Linked DNA regions of Mus musculus: regions 2 and 3 are each linked to region 1. Evidence: chromatin loops called from intact Hi-C (ENCODE). Cell type or tissue: left cerebral cortex. All regions are shown on one strand.

The links. Hi-C counts contacts between places; a loop is a spot of excess contacts. Peaks named below come from ENCODE experiments on the same cell type or tissue, not always from the same donor. Only the 100,000 strongest peaks of a DNase experiment are listed, where the experiment ranks them.
Region 2: it touches region 1 in a loop (4-fold over the local background); 4 of 42 quality-filtered maps call a loop at or near these places.
Region 3: it touches region 1 in a loop (4-fold over the local background); 4 of 42 quality-filtered maps call a loop at or near these places.

Annotation. Positions count from the first base shown.
Region 1 is chr11:65,157,000-65,164,999 of GRCm38, reverse strand. Arhgap44 (Rho GTPase activating protein 44) reads left to right here and starts at 2,039. Exons shown (of 20, transcript NM_001099288.1): 1 at 2,039-2,414. The coding sequence starts at 2,362. It overlaps 1700086D15Rik (a long non-coding RNA gene), which reads left to right and starts at 5,100. Exons shown (of 2, transcript XR_003949567.1): 1 at 5,100-5,132. LOC115487730 (a long non-coding RNA gene) reads right to left here and starts at 5,120. Exons shown (of 3, transcript XR_003949568.1): 1 at 4,787-5,120; 2 at 2,611-4,179. In left cerebral cortex, no CTCF peak of the experiment used is centred here; DNase peaks (open chromatin) are centred at 3,334, 3,741, 6,844, 7,252 and 4 more places; H3K4me3 peaks cover 2,339 bases; H3K27ac peaks cover 1,525 bases.
Region 2 is chr11:65,054,487-65,062,486 of GRCm38, reverse strand. Arhgap44 (Rho GTPase activating protein 44) reads left to right here. Exons shown (of 20, transcript NM_001099288.1): 5 at 2,552-2,663; 6 at 5,114-5,190. Among named protein-coding and RNA genes, the nearest start is that of Elac2, 79 kb to the right of the region's middle. In left cerebral cortex, a CTCF peak has its summit at 863 (motif pointing left); DNase peaks (open chromatin) are centred at 828, 4,056, 5,531 and 6,677; H3K27ac peaks cover 425 bases.
Region 3 is chr11:65,065,016-65,073,015 of GRCm38, reverse strand. It overlaps Arhgap44 (Rho GTPase activating protein 44), which reads left to right. Exons shown (of 20, transcript NM_001099288.1): 4 at 5,860-5,936. Among named protein-coding and RNA genes, the nearest start is that of Elac2, 90 kb to the right of the region's middle. In left cerebral cortex, no CTCF peak of the experiment used is centred here; DNase peaks (open chromatin) are centred at 3,199, 3,818 and 7,860; H3K27ac peaks cover 1,480 bases.

The sequences.
Region 1 (8,000 bases):
GCAAGGATGGAAATGGAGAGGAGCTCCAGGAAAAGAAGGTCCAGCGACAGGACCAAAGTGGGATCCAGCTCAAGGGGAGGCCCCAAGACCTGACACTATTACTGAGGCTATGGAGCGCTCACAAAAAGTGACCTATCATGACTGCCCTCCAAAAGACTCAACAAGCAGCTGAGAGAGTCAGATGCAGATATTCGCATCCAACCAATGGACAGAAGTTGCTGACTCCTGTGGAGGCTGAGGAGGAGGGTGACCCTGTAGGAGGACCAGCAGTCTCAATTGACCTGGGCCCCTGAGATCTCTTGGACACTGGAACACTATCCAGGCAGCATACATCAGCTGATATGAGGCCCCCAACAAATATACAGCAGAGGACGGCTGGGTCTGGGTTTAGTCAGGAGAAGGTGAACCTAACTCTCAAGAGACTGGAGGCCACAGGGAGTTTAGAGGTCTGGTGGGGTGGGGGGTGGGGACATCCTTGTGGAGACAAGGGGGGTGGGGAGGAGGTATGAGATGTGGAATGGTCGGAGGGTGGAACAGGAGGGGAATAACATCTGCAGTTTAAAATAAATATAAATAAATAAATAAATAAATAAATAAATGAATGAATAAAGGATTTTTAAAAACTCAAAATAGAAGTACTTTGTTTATATAAACATGACGTTGACATGACTGTATGTTGCCACATACAGTCAGTCACAAGCACGATGCCTTCACTGCTAATTGACCAGAACTCTTGACCTAATAAGCAGAGGCTGAGCTCACAATTAATTAAAGATTTCATGTTCATTCAGCCAAAACATGCCTCAAACCATCATTTGTTCCGCTGGCCAGTAAGACACTTACATCCATATTTAGGGCATCTTTCTACTGTAATCAACACACTGCAGAGAATCTCGGGTCATAGATGGATGCTCTTCCTTTTTTTTTTTTTTTAAACTATTTTCATAATAGGAATGATCCTGGATTTTCCCATTATGCTATCTTCCATTGTATCTGCCACAGTGGACTACATGATAGCCTGTATGTAGTTAGATTTGGAAAACAGCACTCTTTCATTTCCATCTACCAAACAGCAGTGCTTTCTACTTGAGATAGGGAAGCTGGAGATGAGAGAGTCCCAGCAGTTTTCCTAAAATTGCTGATTAAATATGTGAGATTCTAATGGGAAGACTCACATTTGTTTGATCCAATGTCTCTACTGCCCAACAACTCTGACTTGATATATATAAAGATGACAACTAATTGAGATCACATGTGATTTTCTTTCTTTTTTTTACATTATTTATATTTATTTAGTGTGTGTGTACGTAAGACAACATGCAGGAGTTAATTTTCTCCTACCGTGTATGTTCTAGACACTGAACACAGGTCAATAGGCTTCTTTACCTATTGAGCCATTTGCTGTCCCCCTCACCTGCCACCTTCCAAGTCTAATGAGCCACAATTTCTTTCAACCAGCTGGTAAATGCCAGTGGGCTGCCCAGCTGATACCATTTCAGGTCTAGTGGCGGTAAGGAGATGGACATAGCTATGGTAATAGAATCTAAATCATACAAGAAAGCTGTCTCAGGTTGTGCTAGTAGACAAGACGTTACTGATTCAATCTTATGTAAACTTTTGGTTACTTACTGGGTTTGAAAAAGATTAAGGATGGCATTTTGGGATGCATGCTACGCCTAGTTCGAAACCCCTTTGTCCCAAGCTTAACACTGTGATTGAACACCAATAAGGTGACTTTATACAATTTAACGAACACATCTGCCTAACATATCTTCATATGAATTCAACACTGAACATCTCGCATTCGCTTGAGAGAAAATAGGAGTCAGACGTTTACTCTGTTTGTTGTTGTGTCGTTGGTTTCACTATTCAAGCACGAAAGTATTTCCTTTACTACAAGGCTAAAGCCTAAACGTCTTGGTCATACTGTCTTCTCTCACCTCTGCACAAAAGCTGTCCCTACAAACTTTGGACAGAGGAAAGGTGGGAGCGGCAAACTACAAGTCCCAGCATGCACGGCGCATTCCGCACAGGCGCACGGGGACCACCCGGCCAGCTGGCTAGCCAGCCTGCGGAGACTCCCCGGTTCGCTCGCCGGGCTGGGGCTGGGGGCTAGCTACAGCTGGGGCTGACCGCCGGGCGCCTTGGGCGGCCCCGGGCGTGGCACAGAGAAGGATGCGGCGGGCGGACTAGGCGGAGGTGCTCTCGGGAGGCTGGGCGCGGGCCAGGCGGCTCCCCAGGCTCCGCAGTGCCGCCGCCGTCGCCCGGGAGGCTGGGCGCGGGAGCCATGTAACCCTGCGGTGGGCTCCGGGCAGCTCAGTCCTTCCCCAGCTCCCGGGCTAGCGCGGCAGCGGGGCCACGATGAAGAAGCAGTTTAACCGCATGCGCCAGTTGGCCAACCAGACGGTGGGCAGGTAGGTCACCCGCTGGCCGCCCAGGGCCGGCACGCCCGCGGGGCTGCATCTGCCAGGCGCAGGTGATGGAGCTGCCCGGCCTGGAGCTTGTGCGTCCCTCCTGGGTCCGCGCGGGTCGTTGGTGAGACCTTTCCTCTCCCGACCCCTGCTCGCTTCTCGCTCGCCGGTCTAGGCTCAGAGAGTGACGCATCCTCACCTGCGTCCCCAGCTGCCCCTTCACCTCGCCCTCTCTGCCTTTCCTCGGGACTCCCTTTTCCTCTGGTAGCGATTCTTCCTGGAAACAGGTGTTTGCTCTGCTGGAGCTGCTGGCTGCCGAGTCGTTGGCTGCCTCTGGAGATCTCTTCCTCCCTGCGCCCAGTTCAGGGCTGCTTAGGGTCCTGAGGTAGTGTTGGGCCTGGTCGACACCCTCCTTCCCCACTGGAGCCCTGTTTGTTTTCAGGGGCTGTGACTGTATGGGATGCTGGATCACTTTCCTGGCTGTTTTTTCCTCAGCGTTTGGGGGTGGGGAAAGGATGGCGAGAAGGGGGAAGGTGCTGGCTGATGTAGGCTCGGTCCCAAGACTGATTTCAGTGGAGGGAGGGAGGGAGGCTGCGAAAGTGAGGTTCAACTCCCTTGGAAGATGAGAGGAGGATCAGAGAGAGGAGGATCAGAGGCTCTCAGCCAGGTAGGGGATGGGACAGTCTCTCCTCCCTCCCAGTCCAGAACAGCTTGGCCCCAGGAATCTGCAGGACCCAGACTGCTCTCATCTTGGTGAACATGGACTAGATCTGGGCCAGTGTCTCCAGGAGCGGATCTGTGGGGTGCCAAGATCTATTAAGGTTACATAAGGATTCTTAGTGGGTCCCGTCCAAAGCTAGACATTCTTGAAACACAGGCTTGTTAGATAGAGGGGGATTTTTCATGGAATCTGTGTGCCCAGGGCCGGATTTCTGTGTGGTTGTTAAAGGAATTTAGGTGTGCAGTTTAAAGTAAGCAGAAAGGGAAGAACCAAGCCTTGGGTGCAATTCAAGTGCAGGCTCCACACATAGAGTGCTCTCGGCCAGGTTTGTTGAGAAACCAAATACCTTTCTTGGGTGGGAAATGGAGCTTGAGCTGGCACCTGGTAGGGTGGGGGTGGGGACTTCCCTGGAGAATAGAGGACATGAGGGAAGCATACTGCCCTAGTTACAGTGGGCATTTGAGGGCAGGGGATGTGATGGCTTCTCATGCTTTCAGGAACTCCAGATGGTTTCCAAGTAACCTAAGCGTTTCCAAGCTTCTAAACTAGACTTGGATTCATTTTCCCTTCCCAAACACATGTGCTTTAACATGAGGGGGGAATTTATGAATAGCAGAGTCAGATTAGCCCAGATTTTTGGCACGGTATTGCCACAAATATAGCCTCACGTGGACTGTCTTTGGTATGTTGGATGCTGAGATAGTGCTTTCCTGGTACTGGGGGGTGTAGCTGTTGGTTGTCAAGCTGACCATTCTTTACTGTCTTGGCTTCTGGATCACACTCCCTGGGCTCTGGCATACATGATGGCAGTAGACATCCCAGGGGTGGGCCCCTCACTCTGACCACAGGTTGCTGTTTCTCATGGAGTATTCTCAGTCCACTTAGTAGCCTGGTGTTCTCTTGGAGTGTTAGAGATTGGTGCTCGGATATAGATGTCTCAGGGAAGGCATTCGTGTTGCTTCCAGACACCTGGCTCCTATCTTCCTTCAGGACTTGTTTTTAAGTTGTGAGATTTTTGAGGCATGGGCATAGGAACTATATTTTTCACTGTCATTCGTGGAGGAAATGAAAAATAGGCAAAAGCAGACTGAATTATTATTATTATTATTATTATTATTATTGTAAAAAGTAGTCTTATGTATTCAAAGAACATTCTTAGAAGTACAAATCCAGGGGCTGCACCCTGCTATGCCAGAGCTGCTGAGCGCTTAGGTGGATGACCAACATGTACAAAGTTGAGGCCTGACTTGTGTCTGTTTTGGTGAAGTTTAGAGTAAACTGTTGAAGCAAAAATTAGTTTAGGATACTCTACTGCTTCAACACTTCCAGTGCCATCATTTTGCTTAGCAGCCCCAGCATTTCAGTAGCCACATCCCTCTGGACCCCCCTTTGTCTCAGCATGCTCATTTTGTCTTCCTGTCTCCCTGTCCCTGAACTCCTGTGCTTCGGACACATGAAGCCCAGCTCCACTTTAGAGATTTGTTCTTGCTGACCACCAATTTTTACTACCTGGTTGAGGATGTGGTCTTCCCAAATTGCTTTCTCATCAATCAGCACTTGGCTCTCAGGCTCAGATAAAACCCCTGCTCCCTCACTCTTACCCATCATTCTTTTCATTTTTGTCCACTACTCCCCACAGTTTGAAAGCTTGTACCTTTTTGATTTTTGCCCGTCTGTCTCCAGTAGAATGTATTGATCACCCTCGCATGCCAAGGGCACAGAGCAGTGCCTTGTAGACGGTTGGTGCTCGGTCAATATTTATTGCCAAGATGAAATGGTTTACTTCTGGCCAGTGATGGGAATGAAAGGAGGTAGCGTGGGGGTTCTTCTTCCTATTGAGAATGTTGAGAGACTCAACCTGTGCATTGGGAAAGGGGCCATGATTTGCTTCTTAGTATCTCCACTCACTAGCAGCTCATAGTGCTGGAAGTCTGGATGGTAGGTGTGATGTCATAAAGTGCTTTGTAGAGAGGCCTTAGTGACCTCTTTCCGGTAGAGAGGTGAGCTTGAGAGCTGCTCTTCTCCACCACTCCCCACCTAGCTCACTTTCTGTAACTCACAGGTTTTGGGATTATTACAAATGAAAAACTTCTGGGCATTGGCTTATCTTCTCAGAACTGGGCATATCTTAGTAGAAATCAGCAACTTAGCATAGCAACTATAGGAAGAGTCTAGCATGTATGGAGCTCTGGGTTCAGTCCTCAGCACCACATGGTGATACATACCTGTAATCCGCCTGAAGGTAGAATTGGGAAGGCAACATAGTGAGTTCAAAGCCAACCTGGACTACATGAGGTCTTGCTTTGGTCATCTTCACATGTTTCTGCCTTGATTTTCCCATATGTGTTTCTTCACTTCCGACCCTACTCTGGAAAGTTCTCCCTGGCCAGCCTGTGCCTGCTTATCAAGTGATTATCAAGTGGGACACATTTGCATGGTTGCTTAATGATCTTGTGATTAGCTCTCTGCACATTTTTTTTTATTAGCAAAATGAGAACAGTGATGGTTGCCCCTTGGAGATATAGACATTGTAATGATGGTGGAGTTACCCCAGAAAAATGGCTAAGAGTAGCTTTAGGATCTTTGGGCCAGCATTCTAACTCTTTTTGGATGGCATGTTGTGCTCAGTTATTCAGTGTAAAATCACTGGCTGTCTCCTCTGGGCCACACACTATTCCGATCTGGGAATATTACAGTGCCGTGATCTGGGAATATTACAATGCCTTGATCTGGGAATATTACAGTGCCTTGATCTGGGAATATTACAGTGCCGGGCAAACTGAAGTTCTGTTCATTGGAGCCTGAATTCTAAGAGTGTGCTGCGCTTTTGATGGTTCATTTGTTGTGTGATCTTTAACTTGCCGATCATCTTCCCAGCTCGATTTGTAAGCTCCTTTGGAGGCAGAGACAGTGTGGCATGCAGAGGGTTCTCTGAAATTCCTGGGCAACTGGATCAAAAGATGTATGCATTGTAAGCAGAGGACTCAAGGAGAGTAGTTCAAAGACGCAGGGAGAGCACCTGCTGCTGCCTTTTTGGAGGAGCGAAGGGCGGCAGCAGCTGCTGGGTTGTGGACTGGAAGGAGGGCTCAGCCTCATGCATGCCGCCATTTGCTGCTTGTTGTTGTTGTTGTTGAAACTTAGAGTCTACTTGGGGTTCTACCCATCCTGAGAGCCTGTTCTTCTTGGAAGTGATATCTGGCTTGTCCTGGGTGAAACACAGAGCTGAGCGGAAACTTTAGCACAGGGCGAAAGAGAAGATACAAGAACCGGAAGTCAGCCCCTGAAGAGAAGATACAAGAACCGGAAGTCAGCCCCTGTTAAGGACTTGTTTTTCGGTCTGTAGGTGGGGAGCACAGTAAGCCGCCATCTTAGAGGGCTGGGATGAGGTTGGAGAGAGCCTGGCCTGGTGAAGGGCTCACCAGATGGACCACGAAGGTTCTGATCGTTTTTCTTGAAAGTTGACCCAGTCTTTGGAAGACATTAGCCTTCTATGTACAGGGTCTTGGAAATGGGTTCCAGTGGCGACTACCCAACTGCTCTGCGAGGGGTCTGCCCTTGGAGGAAAGCTGGCAGAGTTCCAGAGGAAGCAAGGAGCCCCAGGCTTGTAGATGGTAACATTGTAGGTGCGAGCAAGGCTGTTTGGGTTGCGCTGGGTTGTGTGGGTTTAGAGGTGCTAAGTTGGGGGGTGGAAGGATGAATTTTGCCTCCAGAGCTCTGCTTTCTATTCCTCGACTGCTAGTGTGCAAGACAGAGCTGAGAGGGCTTGGTTTCTCCTGCAGCCTTGCCAAGCCTCGCTGCCGCAGCGCAGCCTGCACAGTTGAACTGCAGGCAGTCCAGGCATCGGCCAGTGGTCCCGGCCGGCCGGGCATGAGGCTGCACAGGCTCTAGGAACAGTGGTCCCCGGCCGGGCATGAGGCTGCACAGGCTCTAGGAACTTTTTTTTTTTTTTTTTTGGTTATTTGAGACAGGACTTCTCTTTATAGCCCTGGCTGCTCTAGGAACTTTTGGCATAGCTGGCATTTCTGCTCTGGCCGAAGCCACTGAGGACCCTTTGCCTGAAGCGACGGCTTGTCCTTCAGTAGGTCTCTGAAAGCCATCAGGCAATCAATAGGACCAGAGGGGAAAAGTCAGAACAAGTCTAGATTAGTCATCACCTGCTTTTGCAAAAGCTGGCTGTGATTTGGACTTCTCAGATCAATGCAGGCTTCTGCAGCCTCTTTCTATGAGAGGCAGCAGGCTTCTCCAGACCAGAGACTCCCCTTAAGTTCTTCAGTAGAGAGAGTCCTGGGAGCCCAGGCAGGCCCTCTTGCTGAGGTGTGGCTTTTGTGCTAGCAGACCACACTGAGCCACTCATGACAGACTGGCAGAGGGACAGAGAAGGCCCTTTGCCCTTGGTTCTCCATGCCCCTTACTCTACAGGCCTGTCCCGTCTCCCCTCAGATGGCCTGCCTGTTCTCTGCAGTCAGCAAGAGGCAGCCTCACTTTCTTGGAGAATTCTCTCAGCCCAGACCTTCTGCAAGTCATTGTGAGGGAGCCTTTTTTTTTTTCCCTTGAGCAGCAATTAATCACCTCCCCTCCCACTTTTTTCCACCAGAGGAATTCATCAACACTGATTGGTAATTTTTTAATAATGGTGATAAGAAGCATTGTTTTCTTGTGGCTGTTTAAAAAAGTAAATTAGTAGCCATGTGACTAAAACAGTAATTTGTGGTTATTTGTTTTAGAGGGATCTGTAAGCATCCCTTTTATTAGTAGTCAAGAGCAGATTATTTCCAATGCTATTTCTGTGGTGATGGGAAATAGGGAGGTTATGGTCTGGCTCAGTGCTGAGAGCTCTCTGAGCTCAGAGAGCAGGTTCTGGGGACACA
Region 2 (8,000 bases), 100 kb after region 1:
CTCGGGGTTTGGGATCCTGAACAGTAGTGGCTGAACGCTGCACAACCTTCTGGAACTAAGCATTGTACTGTTAACAGAGAACCAGAATCACGATGCTTCCCGATCCACCAAAAGCAGCAAAGGAAGCTAGCAAGTTAAAACAGCCTCCCCAACAGAAGGAGACACTGCTCAGTGCTGTACCCAAGGCCCAGTGCTCAGTGCTGTACCCAAGGCCTGGCCAGTGGAAGCATCGAGAGGGATTTGAGAACTGTGGCCCTAAAACATGCCTTCACTTCCTGAGGAGGGTGAACAACACGGGCAGAGCCATGGCAAAGCCCAGAGATGCTGGAGGAAGACTCTAGGGAGACAGCTGTGTCTGAGGGACCAAAGGGAATAAACTCAAGGGTGGCACGTGTCCAGCAGGGGTGAGCTCAAGAAGGCATGGCTCATACCTAGTAATGTTTAGTGCCCTGAGCCAGTTGGAAGAGTGGCCGGTGTTTGGGACTCAGTCAGGCACACAGCAAGCAAGCCTGAGTGCAGAGCCCAGTGCTCAGGATGCAATAACTGTGCAGCTTAACTCCAGTACTGGTGGAGTAAGCCCTTCTCTTAAATCTTGAGACTAGTTTGTACAGTTTGGGATTTTTATAGTTTTAGAATAGTTACGTAGCTTTTATGGGGTGTCTTTAATATATATATATTTAAAATGCTTCAAAGACTCCAAATTTTAAAAGCTTCGATTTGGGGAGATTGTAGAGGTGACTCAGTGGTTAAGAGCACTGGCTATTCTCCCAGAGAGAATCCAAACTTAATTCCCAGCATCTACATGGCAGTTTACAACTGTCTGTAATTCTAGTTCTGACGCCCTCTTCTGGTCTCCATAGGCACTGCACGTATATCATGAACAGAAGAAGAGAAACACCCATAGACAGAAAATAATAATTTAAATAATAAAATAATAAAAATTTTAAAGTTTGGATTTTTGAATGACAATAGGTAGCCTACAATATATAGTAAGATATAAATAATGTAAATAAACAGAGAATGAGGAAATGTGAATACAAATTATTAGTTTATATAGTTAGGGGGTCAACAACTAATGCTTAACATTGTACAAGTTAAGAAGTAGCAGAAGGAGTGTGAAGGAAAGTGCCAGAAAGCTAGGTTGAAAGCACCCGTGTAAAGGTGCAAGACTAAAACCACAAGCTGGAAGTTGACACTTACAGTAAGTGATAGGTAGAGAATTAGAGCCCATTTTTCATTTCCCTCCAGATGTATGAGTATATAAAGAATTGCAAATAAATTCAAATAACTAGATCCCAGTTCAGAAGTAGCCAAGGACGTGAGGGATATTCCATGGACCCTGGGTCTTGGAGAGCCTGAGAGAGATGGCATACAGATTCACCAAGTTGATAGGAATCAAGATGTCCATATTCAGAGTCATGAGGCACAGAGCAGTGGAAACCCTCAAACATAAGAAAAGAGGCTGGGCATGAATGTGTATGTATGCAGATGTGATATATGATATATGGTATATGCATACATATGAGCTATGCATACATACATATATACATACATACTACAGCAGTGTGTGTGTGGTCGCCAAAATCTTTTGATCATGGAAAAGCTTAACATGGAGGTAGGCATGTTCATAGAAAGGAACTCCACATAACAAAGTGATGAATTTCCCATAAGCAAATATGAACAAGTCCTAAAAATCAATGCGTGTGAAAAGCAAGTAGAGCCGAGGAAGCTCACTAGTAGTGTTCTTGCTGGGTGTGTGTAAGCCCTGGGTTCAGTCCCCGCACTGGGGAAAGAGCCATGTATGCAAGATAAACTGACTATAAAACCAATGCTGGAAACATTTTTGGCCAAATGGTAGCATCATATTATGTACAAACCATGTTAGAATAGAGAAGGCATTCTGTAAGCTGAGAATAAATTGTGTTCTTATTCTTTTGTTGATATTTAAAACATACCTGAGTTTCAATGAACATTGTACGGTGTAAAGAGGACAGCCATTTGGGAGAAACTAACATCTTTGAAATAGTCCCTTTTCTCAGAAAATGGACTTTCTCTTTGTTATGTTGCCTACTATTTGGTCAGTCTTGGGCAATCTGTAGGGTGACTTTCTGGCTTTTTCCATATACACACTAAATATTCACTGTGTTCTAAGTAAGTTTTTGTGGCTTAGGAGAACGGTCCTAGTGGAATTGAGTTTTAGGTATATGTTTGAAGGTGTGGTGTGTTCGAGGACCCATCTTACCTGCTCTCTCCGGCAATCCCAACCGAGAGAGGAAGCAATTGAATCCCAATGCTGGCGGATTGAGCTTGGGTGATCCTGTTTCCCCCTCCCTCCCCCCCATTTCTCATAGTTCCCATGCATCCCCATTGTCCCTGGCAGTCCCTCAGCAGTGTTTGGAGTAGGGGATAACTTCAGACATGGAGTCAGTGGGAGCAGCTTGGCCACCGGTAGCCATAGGAACCAGCCAGCTTATTGACACTGACTTGGAGCATGACTCTGCCTGATGTGGCGGTCCAGGATATTCAGGATGCCTTCCCCCCTTGCTTGCAGGAAGATGCTGAAGCTCTGCGGAGAGACGGAGGACAAGCTAGCTCAGGAGCTGATCCACTTTGAGCTGCAAGTGGAGAGGGATGTGATCGAGCCCCTGTTCCTGCTCGCTGAGGTGAGGCTGAGCCTGGGACAGTGACAGTCTTTTCATGTCCAGCCCTCCACTGTTTCCTTCCTTCTCGCCAGCCGCTGACCTTGTCTTCCGTCAGGATGCATCATGACCACACCATGATCAAGATTTCCAAGGACGGTGGAGCTTTCAGCTTCTTTCCCTCCCCCACTGTCTTCTCTGTTCACCTTCGAATGGATAAGCATACAAAGCCAGGCAGACTCACACCCATCACCCCGGCCCCTCCCAACGCCCCGTTCCCTGCCCATCTCCAGTCTTTAGCAACTAGTGTCATGAATGGCAGCTTCCTCCATAGGAGTCTGGGGAGCTGATGTAAGAGCATCTTAAGGTCTCTTTGCTTGGTGTCCTTTTCTTCCTGGATTATACAGGATATTAAATTAAACGATTTTATTAGAAAGCTATCTTAACGTCTTTGTGGCAGTTTCCCTAGTTCCCATCTCACGCAGCTTTATCCGCTGAGATAAACCGCGGAGGTTTATGGGCCTCTCAGTGTGGATCTCTCTGTTGCATTTCACTGGCCATACAAAACCTAACAGTTGCTCTGTGTGAGAGATGGAGCTGTCTGTCCCTGTGCTGTGAGCTAGCCCCTAGCCTTCTCCAGCCATGACACACATCGAATGTGGTTATTAGTGCAACCCGGGAGACTCAGACTTAATCCTAGTTGTCTTCTGCCCATTTAAATTTAAACTGACGTCATCTCACACGACTAGAAGTTTTAGAAGCTCTGTAATGTTGCCCAGTCCACATCTGGTTTCATCTCTAGATCACCTTCAGCATGTCCTTGTCTCTCCTGTATTCTTTCTGAGACAGAGGTATAAATAAATAATTGGGTATGAACCTAAAGGAGATGGAAGAATAAATTGACACGGTGCTTTGACGGCTCAGCATAGAACAGCTGTAAGCCCTTGGATCACACACTGTGGATGGAATCAATTAACCATTGACCTTATTCCCATCTGCCCCTGGCGGGAACACTCCTGAGAGGCACCTGCTCCTTATAAGGCTCTGGCCAAAGCCTGAAACAACCCCAAAAGTGTGTGTGTTGGGGTGAGGTGGGGGAGACACAAGACTCAGCAGGGAACTCAGGCCCCTGGCTGAGACTTGAACCACACTCTGCCTCCCAGCCCTGCCCCCCAGCTCTGTGCATGCTTGGGATGCTTCTTGCTGTTGAGCTGTCCTCTCCATGCATCCCTCAGTCCAGCTCAGCTGAGTGGGCAGAAAGCCTCTCCCTCACGGAGCACTGGGTTCTCTCACATCCCCCCACCCCCACGCTTCCCCCGAGTGTTAAAAAAAAAAAAGCCTGAGCCCCAAGATGATTTCCATGCAATTCATAGCCAATTTTCCTTTTTAATTTTCCCATCCTGCCCTACTTTTGCTGGGCCCGAAATCAAAACCCTGCACTGTAGTCTTCAAGGAAGTCATTTTTAGAAAGAGAAATATAAAAAGAGCATCCACATACAACCAATATGGAAGAAGCCCTTGCAGGAACTCCACGGAGGCCGAGTTATTCCCTGCTGACTGTGGGAAACCTTGCTTTATTTCTATAAATATGCTAACATGGCTCCTTTGTTTCCATAAATATAAACTGTATGTCCTAGTGGTAGCCCTCAGCAGATGCTTGGCATCGCGGGTCTGCTAAGGCCACAGTTTCTCTGAGCTCAACTGTTCACTTGAGTTAGGTCTGCTAGCACTCAAATGGTAGTGTGCCCTTCCTTACTCCTGCTTTTGGCCCTTATGGAAGTAGACACAGAAGCCATTGGCTCTGTTTCTGTTGTTGTTGTTTTGTTTTGTTTTGTTTCTTATTTGTTTGTTTCTGGTTTGGCTAAGAGCAGGAGTGTGGCTAAGAGCAGTGCTTCCCTGGGCAAGCAGAGATACGCAGAACCTAGAAATGTCCCCAGGTAATGAGGGGCCTGCTGGGTGTCCCGGGGAGAAAGAACAGGTACAGCTTAGGGATTTAAGGAATTGAATATTTCATCTCCTACTGGTCAAGAGAACAGTGTTCTATGTATGCAGGATAAGTACTAGTTCTAGAAATGCAGTGGGCAGCTTGGGGTGAGGACACTATACTGTGTCCTTTAGATGTGGGGGACAACTCTCAGGTGGATTTTCACACCACACACACACACACACACACACACACACACACACACACAGTGGCGAGGGAGGGAGGAAAGCAGTAGCTATACTAGATGATAAATCCAGGAGCTTGACATTAGATTGTAAACATGAAACATAATTGCTACTTGTGGATGACTGGATTCAAGACAGTGGCGAAGGGGAAAAGGTTTTACTCTGAAAACAAGGACCGGGAGACTTGCAGCAAACATTCAGGTGACTGCCAGTAATTCTTCCAGCATTCTCTGAGAGCCTAGCTCTTCCGATATTAACCTTGACCTTGGGTTTGACTGTGTGTCTCCTCTCTTCTGGAACTACAGGTGGAAATTCCAAATATTCAAAAGCAGAGGAAACATTTAGCCAAGCTGGTGCTTGACATGGACTCTTCCCGGACCAGGTAAGAGTCCTCCCTCTCCCTCCTCCCTCCTCCCTCCTCCCTCCTCCCTCCTCCCTCCTCCCTCCTCCCTCCTCCCTCCTCCCTCCTCCCTCTGAAGAGACCAGGTAGAGTCTCTTCCCTTCCTTTGCAGCCTCGCTGACGGGACCGTGATATTTGGGGGTGGGAGCAGGTTTGTGTGTGTGCATGGGGGTAGATCTCATCTGTTAAGTTTCTCTTACTACCTCCTGTGTACCAGGCACTGGAGGTAACAGCAGACACCAGAAACGTGGGTTCCCTGCCCATCTGGAGGCTACAGTTGAATCTGAAGGCAGACCTTGGGCAGGAGGACAATTTTAGGCAGCCATCTATTGAAGAAGAAGATCACACTGGCTATTTTTGGAAAGGAACAGTAGAGGAAGAGGCACCAGCATCAGATGGGGAAACAGAAGAGTGCTTTTTTGAATAGATGGTTGGTCAGAATCTATACAACCAGAAGGAGGCAACGGTGCAAAGATGTGGGGGAAACTGTCTAAGCAGAAGGGATGGTGCACAGGGCCTAGGGTGGTGTAATTTTGGGGTGCAGGAAGAAGGTGCCTGACCTAGGGAAGAGTGGGCATGAGAACCAAGAGGCAGAACAGAGATACATTATGTGTGCATCAAGGAGATGTGTGCATTTCTCATTCTGGACATGTGTCCACTACTAAAGTGGATGGTGTAAAGGGAGAGTCCCTATGATAGCCCTTCTGTGAAGCAACTCCAAGGCCATTCTGTACCTGCTACTCACACTACAAACTTCCTGTAGTTTCAGGAGATCAGTGCCAGAGGCCCTGATGTTGACTGTGGCTATTACAGGTGGACATGGTACATACTGCCTTTTATCCTTACAGTGTTCTCTGTGTGTGTGTGTGTGTGTGTGTGTGTGTGTGTATGTGTGTGTGTGTGTGTGTGTGTGTGCGCGCGTGTGCATGTGCACACACAAACCTAAGTTAAATGAGCAAAAGTTCACACACACTGGTCTAGAAGGAACTGTTTATTCCGTAAGTCCTTTGTAATTCAGTCTGAATCACTTTTTCTCATTTTACTTTTATGAAACAAGCAAAACCAGAAAGCTCTTGGGCAGAGGGATTTAGGATTAAGAGCCTGCCAGTAGGGTTCACAAATCAGGAAACAAGATCCAGGCATGCTCTTTTGTAGACCCATGGCCTTGGATGAATCACTTCTTAGAAAGTCGCTTGGCAGATTACTGTAGGTAGCTCAGGCCCCTCGTGCTCTCCGCTGGCTTTTCTTCATGAGTCTGGTTTAGTAACTGATGAGAGGACTGACCCAAACCCCCGTGATACTGACGCTCCAGTCAGTTCAGTGACGGTCTTTAGGGTGACATGGACATCCTCAGTAAAGGTTCTTGCTCTTGTCCCTTGAGGCTGAGTGGCTGCATGCAGTCTGGGCTTATCTGCCTTGTAGGACTTTGCTGACAGCCACATCAAGCAACCAGCCAACCACTGCTTCCTGCCATCTCCCTTCAAGCTGCACACTTAGTCAGCGAGGAACAGCTGTCAGGATACAGCCATGAAATTCACACTGACTTCCGGAGTGATAGTGAATAGCAGGAATCACAAATTACATTCCTGAGGTGGCTGGTTCTCAGCATCCCCCCACCTCCACACTCTTTCCCCATTCAGCCACATTTGGTGGGTCCTAACATGGGTGACGAGCTGCGTCTGGCCGTGAAGGCATTCTTCCCTCCTGGCTGCTGCCCGTGTACTATATACCCCAGTGCTTCTGCGCGGAGCCCCCTTAAAGTCATTTTTATCTATCCTCACTCAGCACATCTTGGTCAATACTTCCATGACTAGGTCTTTGAATTTTAGTACTACACTAGTGAATCTGTCAGATCCATCTTACTTATTCAACCTTTAATGAGGATTGAATCAAACACATGGCATTTGTCAGTGTTAAAGTAATTCTGTTCTGTTTGCTGCAAGTCAATGAAATAGATCTAAATATACTGACAGAAAACTGGTGTGAGCATTGAGATCTGAACTGCAGCCCTTAAGGTCCCCCCCCCCCCAGGCCCCCAACCCCCGCCTCACCTATACACACATTTTAAAGCATCTATTGGCTGGTTCTTAGGTAGCTTGGTCAGGTGGTGGCTCTCTCTTGATCCTATAATCAACATGGATGTGTATTTGTTATCTCATATAACTTACAGCTATGTTTTCCCATGTTTTGTATGACCCAAGTCCCTCAGTACTCTAATGCCTTTACTTACAATAGCTGACTCTGGATAGTTGCTGTCAGTCCACAAATGGGTCTTTTATGTAGAGCGCATCTCTATAGGAAGAGTCATCGGGGATTCCTGCTAGCTTCTCTTACTGTTTCAGCTTAGAGCAATCGCTTTTCAAATTTCTCTAAATGATTATCTTGGAATCAGTGTAGTGCTCAGGGCTTGGGTCCTCCTGGTAGAATGTAACCAGCCCAGCATCTGAGAGCCTTTGTACAATGGTTTTCCTTGTTGCATTCTGACAGGCTGAGATACCTTCATTTTGTCACTTTCTGCTATTAATGCCCCCTTGAATCCTATACCCCCACATTCTTATGTTTGTCCTACAGATAAGAACAACAACCCAGCAGAACTACCAGTTAGCTATCTGTTCATTAGATTTTTCACTTAATTCTGGGGCAGGGGAAGTTGTTGTCCTGGTATTTGGACCCCTCAATTGCCAGGCTGTACATGATCTGGGGGCTGGGGGAAGGCCCTTGTTTGGCCTGTACTTATATTGTATTTAAAAGAAAACCTCTCATCTTGGTCACATTTCCATCAGGGAACTTCC
Region 3 (8,000 bases), 92 kb after region 1:
TCTGTGGTTGGTGTTTGTTGGATTAGTTTTCCTTTGGAGTTGTGCTGGCTTGTTTGCAGTGGTCTCCCTGAGCCTCAGTCTTAGCCTTGGCTGTTGAGAGTCACAGAATGAGAGAATGTGCCCCACGCTTCCTTCTGTCTCCTGCACCAACTGACACCAGCTGGACTGTGCTAGCTCTCTCTCTCTCTTTACTGTCCAAGTACTTGAAACATTCAGATATTTGGATTATGGAGTATCGGTGAACATTCATGGTATATCCTGGAGCTGAGGCATACCTAAACATGAAACTCATTTGTCTTTGTGTCATCTATAGCCTGGGGATGAAGTTATTTGATATGTTGGTGTGTTTCTGTTTTCACTGCAAGCTATCACATGTGGCCAGGTATGGAATGCTTACTGACTGGAAACAGCCAGTGCTCAGTACACTTCAGATCTTAGAGCATTTAAGATCTTAGAGCATTTAAGGTTTGGGGGGATTTCAGAATGGGTATACTCAAACTCTGTTTTCTGTAGGAATCCCTCATGTCTGATATAAATAAAACTTCCTTGGATCTGGAAAATATCTAGAGAGAATCTTGCATGGGTCAGGGATTTTAGGAGGCTGACCCTTGCAGTCCTACAAAGTGCCTGCGGGTATGAGCTCCCTTTATCAAAGATGCTCTAACGTGGTACGCAGGGTGATGTTCCTGGTGGGGACCTGGAGCTCAGGTCACCTTTGACCCACAGCCTTTCTTCTGCTGCAAAGTAAATGATTCTAAGTGTAGTATATTTTTCACGAGTTTCATGTGAGTGCCAAGCATGGTGTCACACACCTGTAACTTCCACACAATGGAAGTGGACAAAGGATCGTGAGCTCCAGGGGAGCCTTGGCTACATAGTAAGTTTGAGGTCTGGGTGGGCTGCAGGAGACCCTGTTGACAAACAAAACAGAAGAGTCCAATTTCACTGTTACTGCTGGAGGTTTGAAGCTAGACTTTAAAGTTGTCAGTGAACTGACCCTAATGTATTTCCTGGGCTAAGACAGAATTATCTAAAGTGTGAAGTTTTAGCTGGTTTGGGAGTTCTGCAAATTCCTTCCATTTAGCAGAGGTTGGCTTATTTCTAGATCATTTTGAGGTATGGTCATAGTCAACAGGTCTGAAGGTAAGAGTGTGGGGAGAATGGTTTGTAACTCAGCCCCCAGGAGAAGGGGCCCTGCCAGGCTTCCTGGGGACACACAGGGCAGTACTGGGTGTGTGGTCAGGAAGTGAGGTGTAAACAAAAACCTTTATCATGGTTTCTGAGGGAGGAAGAAGGGAGGCAGGTGGAAGGCTTCTGGTTAGGTTGAGTAATTTCTTCAGGCTGTGAGGTGATGGGCTGTACTCCTGAATTGGTACCACCTCCTAGTGGCATGACTGGATATTTGGATTATGGTCAGGAGAGGGCTTGTGAAGGCAAGTAGTGGAGCAGGGCCTTGGGATTGGTTGCTTTGCATGTGGAAATTCTGGCTGCATTCTATGTTATGTCCAGAAATTGGGTAGGCCTTAACTGTGGTCCTGAAAGCTATAGCTGCTTGCCCATGCAGATGGGAAGTCTCTATTGCCTTGTTGGTGAGAAGAGTATTAGCAACTCTTGGTTGCTTGATTTATCTGGGTTCCCAGTATAGGATGGAGAGGGGCAAGCATGTGTATCTCATTTCCATGTTGCATCCTTAATCAGGTAACTTGTCAGTTGTTAGGGGTCTGAGCTCTGCATATCTTATGAGAAGCTCATACAATAAAATAAATGGTTTGCCTCCTTTGTTTAACAAGTATTAGAGAGTACCATGTCTGTCACATAGGGTAGTGTATGTGCCAAGAAGCATGTTCGGATGGACCTCTGTCCTGGAAGGCCCAGGTTAGAAACAAGCAGGTTCTATGATGGTCACCAATTACATTGATTGTTTCCTAGTGCTACTGAGCAGATCACTAGGAATCTCATGGTAGGAAGTGGGCTTGTGATAGACATAGACAAGATGGTCAGACCCGAAGGATGCAGGGCCAGGAAGGAGTCAGACATTCTTCAGAAACAAACCATGTGGAGGGCAAGTGGACTTCAGAGAAAGAGGAGGGAGGTGGTGTAAGGATTGCGGGGGATTAGTTACGCCCGATAGGTCAGGGCTAGGACCTAGACCTCAGCCTTACGGGTGTCATGGCATCCCATTTGCTCACCGCTGTGCGCGTGGCAGAAGGGAAGGCCACTTAAACATATATGGGCATGACCTCGGTAAGGCCACAAGGAACAGGGAGCTGGAAAAGCCAGCATCCTGAACAGATACTGCTGGCAGGGTATTCCGACTCTGCCCTGAATGTACCAGAGAAGAGGGACCTGAGTGGCCACTGACTTTGTGGAGCTGAGATCACCCAGAGGAAACTAGGAGCTGAGAAAACTAATGGCCTTTGAGTCAGGAACCCAGGACCTGTAACACTGGAGGCTCTCTTAGGAGGATCTAGCGAAGGTCTACCCACTGGCTCCAACCTCCATCTCAGATATTACAGGTTATTCTTTCCTTTCCAGAACCCCCAGCCAAGCATGCTACCCCCTCCCCTGTGAACTCTCAGCCAAGCTGGCCAGAAGCTTTGCTGCCTCTTCTGTGAATTTCCATTTTGCTTTGCCTTGCATCCCTGCCCCTGTCCCTATGGTTGTCATCTGATGGTGGTTCTCATCAGTCTTCTCTCTCTCCGTATCTCATCGTCGGCTGCCTCCCACGCAGGTATTTAGTATGGGCACCAGATGAGGCCACTGTCCCTGTGGAGTCCCACCAAAGGACTCCCATCCACTGTGGAGCAGAGGAGTCTGGACTCCTCACTGAGCCTTTCCTCTGTGATTTTGAGCTCAGCGTTTGCTCCCGTCGTTCTGTTATCCTTCTCGGACTGCACTAATATTCAGAGCACCGCCTTCCCTCAGAGCCTTTGGATTTGCTCTGACCCCTGTGTGCAGTTCTTTCTGAGCATTTCAGGCCAGTGACTTTTATTCATTGCTCTTCTCAGGCTCCATCTTATCATCAAAGATGCACCCAGGGCATCATCTCCTTCCTCTCCCATGGCTCATCACCCCACCTTGTTTTCTTCACAGTGCCTGAAGCACCATGATCACTGGTCTCTGTCACTTGTAACCAAGCTCCATGGGAACAGGGGTTTGCTCTTCACCAGCTGTGTTCTCAGTGCCTAAAACAGGGCCCGCCACATGGTAGGCGGTGATAAAAATAGACCAATGTCAGGAACAGACAGTCCATGAGTATTTGAGGCACAGGATCTGCCTGACACACTGGCCCACCAATTTAAAACAACAGGCAATTTCGTGAGAGGGCTCTGAGGTCCAGCCTGGGGTCTCCAGCGAAGTGAAGCTGCTGCTTCGTGTTGCCTGCAGAACCTTGAGGGAGTGAATGGCTTCATAAGCCTTAGCTGGTTCATTTTGAAAGTGGTGATAGCGGTGATTTTTTACCATGTGGTGACATTTGTGAGTTTAATGAGATAGTACTTGTAAATGACTGTACTGTGCTTAATTTGTGCAAGTACTAAGGAGTTTCAACCTGTGGCTGTTAGCAAGGCCCTGGGCTAGCCTCAGGTGCCCACAGAAACCTAGTCTGGTCTGAGCAAGAAGAAGCCTTGGCCTTTCGGAGCCTAAATCACACACACTGATTTCTAGGACTGAGAATTAGAGGAAAGTGGGAAGTAGTTTTCAGAGTCACATGAGAGAACACAAATACAGATATGTGTGGGGAACAGAGTATGGGAGATTTTATGCCTGAGTCATCTTACAATCCATGCCTCTTAAGCCCAGGATAATTTTAGAAAGAACAGTCATTTCAGATATGACAGGCGGATGCATCTAAACCTGGGGACACTCTGTCTTTTCTTGTCTTATTCTTGAGTTTTTGCCTGAACTCTAGAGCGGGTGACAAGTTAATTCTAAGAGCTTATCTTCAACCCGGAAAACCACAGGCTAGCTTGAAGCCTGCTACAGAATTCGTTCATTCAACAAGGATCAGGATCAGCAGGGATCCATGGCAACAGTGGGGATGTTTTTAGCAGAGGGGATGTGTTTAGCAGAGGGGATGTGTCCTTTCATATGAAGAGGAGTTTGGCAGAGGATGGGAGAAAGCAGATAAGGCCTGGGTGATGGGCAGTTGTTAGCTATAAGGTGGCTACGGAACCTATTGGTGTAGATCCCTTACCCTGGCCTCAGGGAATTCCTTTAGAAGTAGAAGTGAGTTGTAGCTTGTTGGGGATACAGCCCCTTAGCCTCCATCCTATCTGCTGCCTTTGATGGTGGGCTGTCCCATCTTCCTTGCCGTGAAGGCACCACCTCCTTTACTTCTTTCTTTGCCCCTAATGTCTTCCTTCTGGTTTCTTGATTCCTAACCCATCCACATAAATAAAAACATCACTTTTCTTTTTGTTACCCGTCCCACCCGCTTCCTGACCTTGGAATCCAAGCCCTCAGATTCACCTCCTTGTCTTTTCCATCTCCATTTTCTAGATGTAATAATAGGAAACGATGTGAAAAATAATCTCTACATACCCAGGAGGACAAGACCCAGAGACAGGAGTGATGTGTTGCTCACAGAAGGAGGGAGGATCATTGTGGCTCAGGGTTTCAGGATCCATCATGGGGAGAAGACTTGGCTGGCATCAGGGCTTGTGCTGTGACTTGCTCACATGTCAGAGGATCAGAAAGCAGAGAGCTCAGGCTGGAACTGCGGCTGACATGTAACTATCAAATGTGTATCCCTGCTGGACTGTAACGTTCACCATTCCACCATTCCATGACCAAGACAGGTTCCATTGTATTCCAGAACAGTACCACCAGCTGGGACAAACTTTTTATACACATGAACCTATATCAAAGTGTATACTGACGTTTGTAAGGAAAATAGAGAGTAAAAATGAACACACATGCAAGAGTGAGATGAGCTATGGTTAGACTTTTAGTAGAAGGGTGCACAAGAATTGAGGCACCGTCATGGCATCTGGTGAAGGCCAAGAGATGGCCTTTTACAAGGATAGGCAACATTCTCTTAGCCCATGGATACTTGAATTGTTTCCATCTTCTGGTTGTCACATGGAGGCTGCTGGTCACACTGGGGATCGTGTGTTTGCTCTGATACTTGCTTACACCTCCTAGGGACCTTTGGGCATCCCAGGAGTGGAACAGCAGCTTCTGTTAGTCTTTAAGCTGCTACTGAACTTTGCCAGAGTGAAGGACTGTTTGAAATTTCCAGTGAGAATGCTCTTCTAGGGCTGGAGAGATGGCTCAGCCATTAAAGGCTAGGCTCACAACCAAAATTAAAAGAATGCCCTTCTACACATGCTAAGCTAATGTTCATCTTCTACTTAAATCCAGGTGAGTGTGGGTGAGGGAGGCTCCTTGTTTGGATGCCTGGCTGGGTTTCCTGAGTCACTAACGAGCTGGAGCGCCTTTGCATGAGCCCGCCGGCCTTTACTGTGCACTGCAGTCCTATGTGAACACTTTTGCTCTGCTGAGTATGTGCTGTCTTGTTTATAGAATGGGGTGGGTAGTCTTATGCAGGAAAGAGCTGCATTGCTCAAACCTCCATTGGCATGGTTTTGAAATAGTCTGTTTCTCCCTTTTTGTTATCCCACTTCACCTTTAAAATGTAGGGATGGGCTCGTTCACTAAAGCAATACATTGTTTACTACGCTTCCAATTTGTGTTATCTCTTAAGTCTAGCCCTTATTAGCACTTCAAGATTAAACATGTTCTGAAGTTAGCTTATTCCACAGTTATATTAGTAAACTATCTTTCCCAGTATTTGGCTTTGTTGCTTCAGAGGATGCGGGTGGAAGATTTTCAGTGGGCCATTTCTTTCCTTTCCAGAAAAAGTTGCCTCTGACGACTCTGGCGCAGTGCTTGGTGGAGGGGTCCGCGATCCTGGGCGATGACACGCTTCTTGGGTAAGGTGACCCCATGTGTGTGCTTGTACTAAGTCTAGAGGAGTTCCCATCTGCAGTCAGGGTCTAGGACGCCTCCTGGAGCCCCAGGTGAAGGGACTCTAGTCAGCTCACAAACATGGCTCTGGCAGGCCTCGCCCTACTCCTCACTCCGTCCGCTTTGCTAAAACCCATTAGCTTACATTCCTCAAGCTAGCCAAGAACATCTATTCCCTTCTTTGCCCACGTCCTCCTTTGGTGATTGACCACCAAGGTCCAGCTATCAGAGTACTGAAGTCTAGCAATGAGAAGCCCCCTTTGGCTAATTAACTTAATTAACCTAATTAACAAGCCCCATTAGAATTAGACACCTCATTCTTTACAAGTTTTCCCCTTTACCTTTATAAACCACTATTTTCCTATAGGCCGCATCTGTCTCTTCTGTATCTAGAGCCAATCCTTGTCCTCCGGGACAATATCCCTATGTCCTCTCCATTCTTCCCTCCCCTTCTCCCTCGTCCTCTATCTCCTGCCTCCTCTGACTCTTATTCCCTGCCCTTTGTCCCTCTTGAGCAACTAAATCTTCGGGTTGGGAGCTTGGTCTTGGGCTGCTGAGCTCATAGGGATCCTTTCTCCAGAGCAATCGAGTTCTGGGTGCGGAGGGAGTTGTTGCCAGGACAAATCAAAACCCCTAGCCAAGGTGCTGTTGTTTGTGCCACGAAGGGAAGTCTGGCGAAGGACAGTGAGATCCCCGGGCTCGCGTAGAAGCCGATGGATGACCGACATTACATGTCTTGAAGGTATGTTGTTGGCAGCAAGACAAGACAAGCTCATTGGAGTTGAGAAATCGTCAGTGTCCACCCCTCAGCAGCCAGTTCAGCACCATAGGAGGCAAGAATCACAGAACAACTCTTAAGAAAGTGCAAAATAATAAACTGGAGTGATTCAGTGTAACGAATCAAAAACAAAGTCCTTGACAAAGGAAACTGAATCACGTGGGCAGAGCAGAATCAACAAAAACCAAAACCTGAACTCTTTAAAACTGAAAGCAAGCAGCTGATAAAACTTTGGTGAGCTAGAGTAGACTTTATACACGAGGGAGAGTGGATGATCTTGGAAACAACACAGTGAGGCAGAAGTCGGGGAAGCGAGAGCCCTGTTACCAGGGGCACTGGGCACTGCGCAGCTGAGCCACCTATCTAGCCAGAATACTGAGGTAGAAAGTGGAGAAGGGGAAGTTTGGAGCTGAAGATTTTGAGCTGTGGGTATGAAGGCAAACATGTCTCTTAAATAAAGGAGTGTGAAAAGTTCTGTGATCTACAGGAAGATAATCGCCATTTAAAGTCAGCCAGAGGATAAAGGTGATTGCCTCTAACAGCCTTAAGCTGATAACATTCGTGAGCTAAATAAATGTCAGGGAGTGGTCAGGGATGTGTTCCGGTACGGAGTAGGAATTCAAGAAAACTGGACGCCGTTTATGCTAAACGAAGTCATTATCGAAGAATAAAGGGAAAATACAGGATTTTCAGGCTTCGAATTAGGCCTTGCAGCGTGAATTTGAAGGTAAAGTTTGCATATCAAGTGGACTGAAGTTTCACGGAGTGGACTGTATTCAGAGGGAAGCCATGCGGTGAGTGGAACCCAGAAGAACTTGAAGTTACTGTGCTGTCCAGGAGGAAGACGTTCGTTTTCCCTCTCGCCTTCCTAGGCACCTGGGCCAGGGCCCTGCAGATCAGATTAACACCTGAGAGCTCGCCAGGACTCCCAACATGTGTAAGGCATGCACACGGGGTAGTTAGGCGATGAGTAACGGGGCGGTGGGGGTGGTGGTGGGGGGAACGTGGGCTTGTACAGCATTTTGACAAAAGAGTAGCAATGAGGAGACAAAGGGAGAGGAGTTTCTTAAGTGGCAGATTGTGGGAAGGGAAGCTGTGGGGAGGTGACAGAAGGCAGGACGAGCTGGCAAAAATTACAACGTGGGTTCCTGTGACTCTGTCTCGGGATCTGGAGGTACCTGGTGATTAATATCTGTTCTTCCAGATAGAAGTGAGGAGGGGCATGTTTGTAAACCTATTTCTTGCGTTTAGG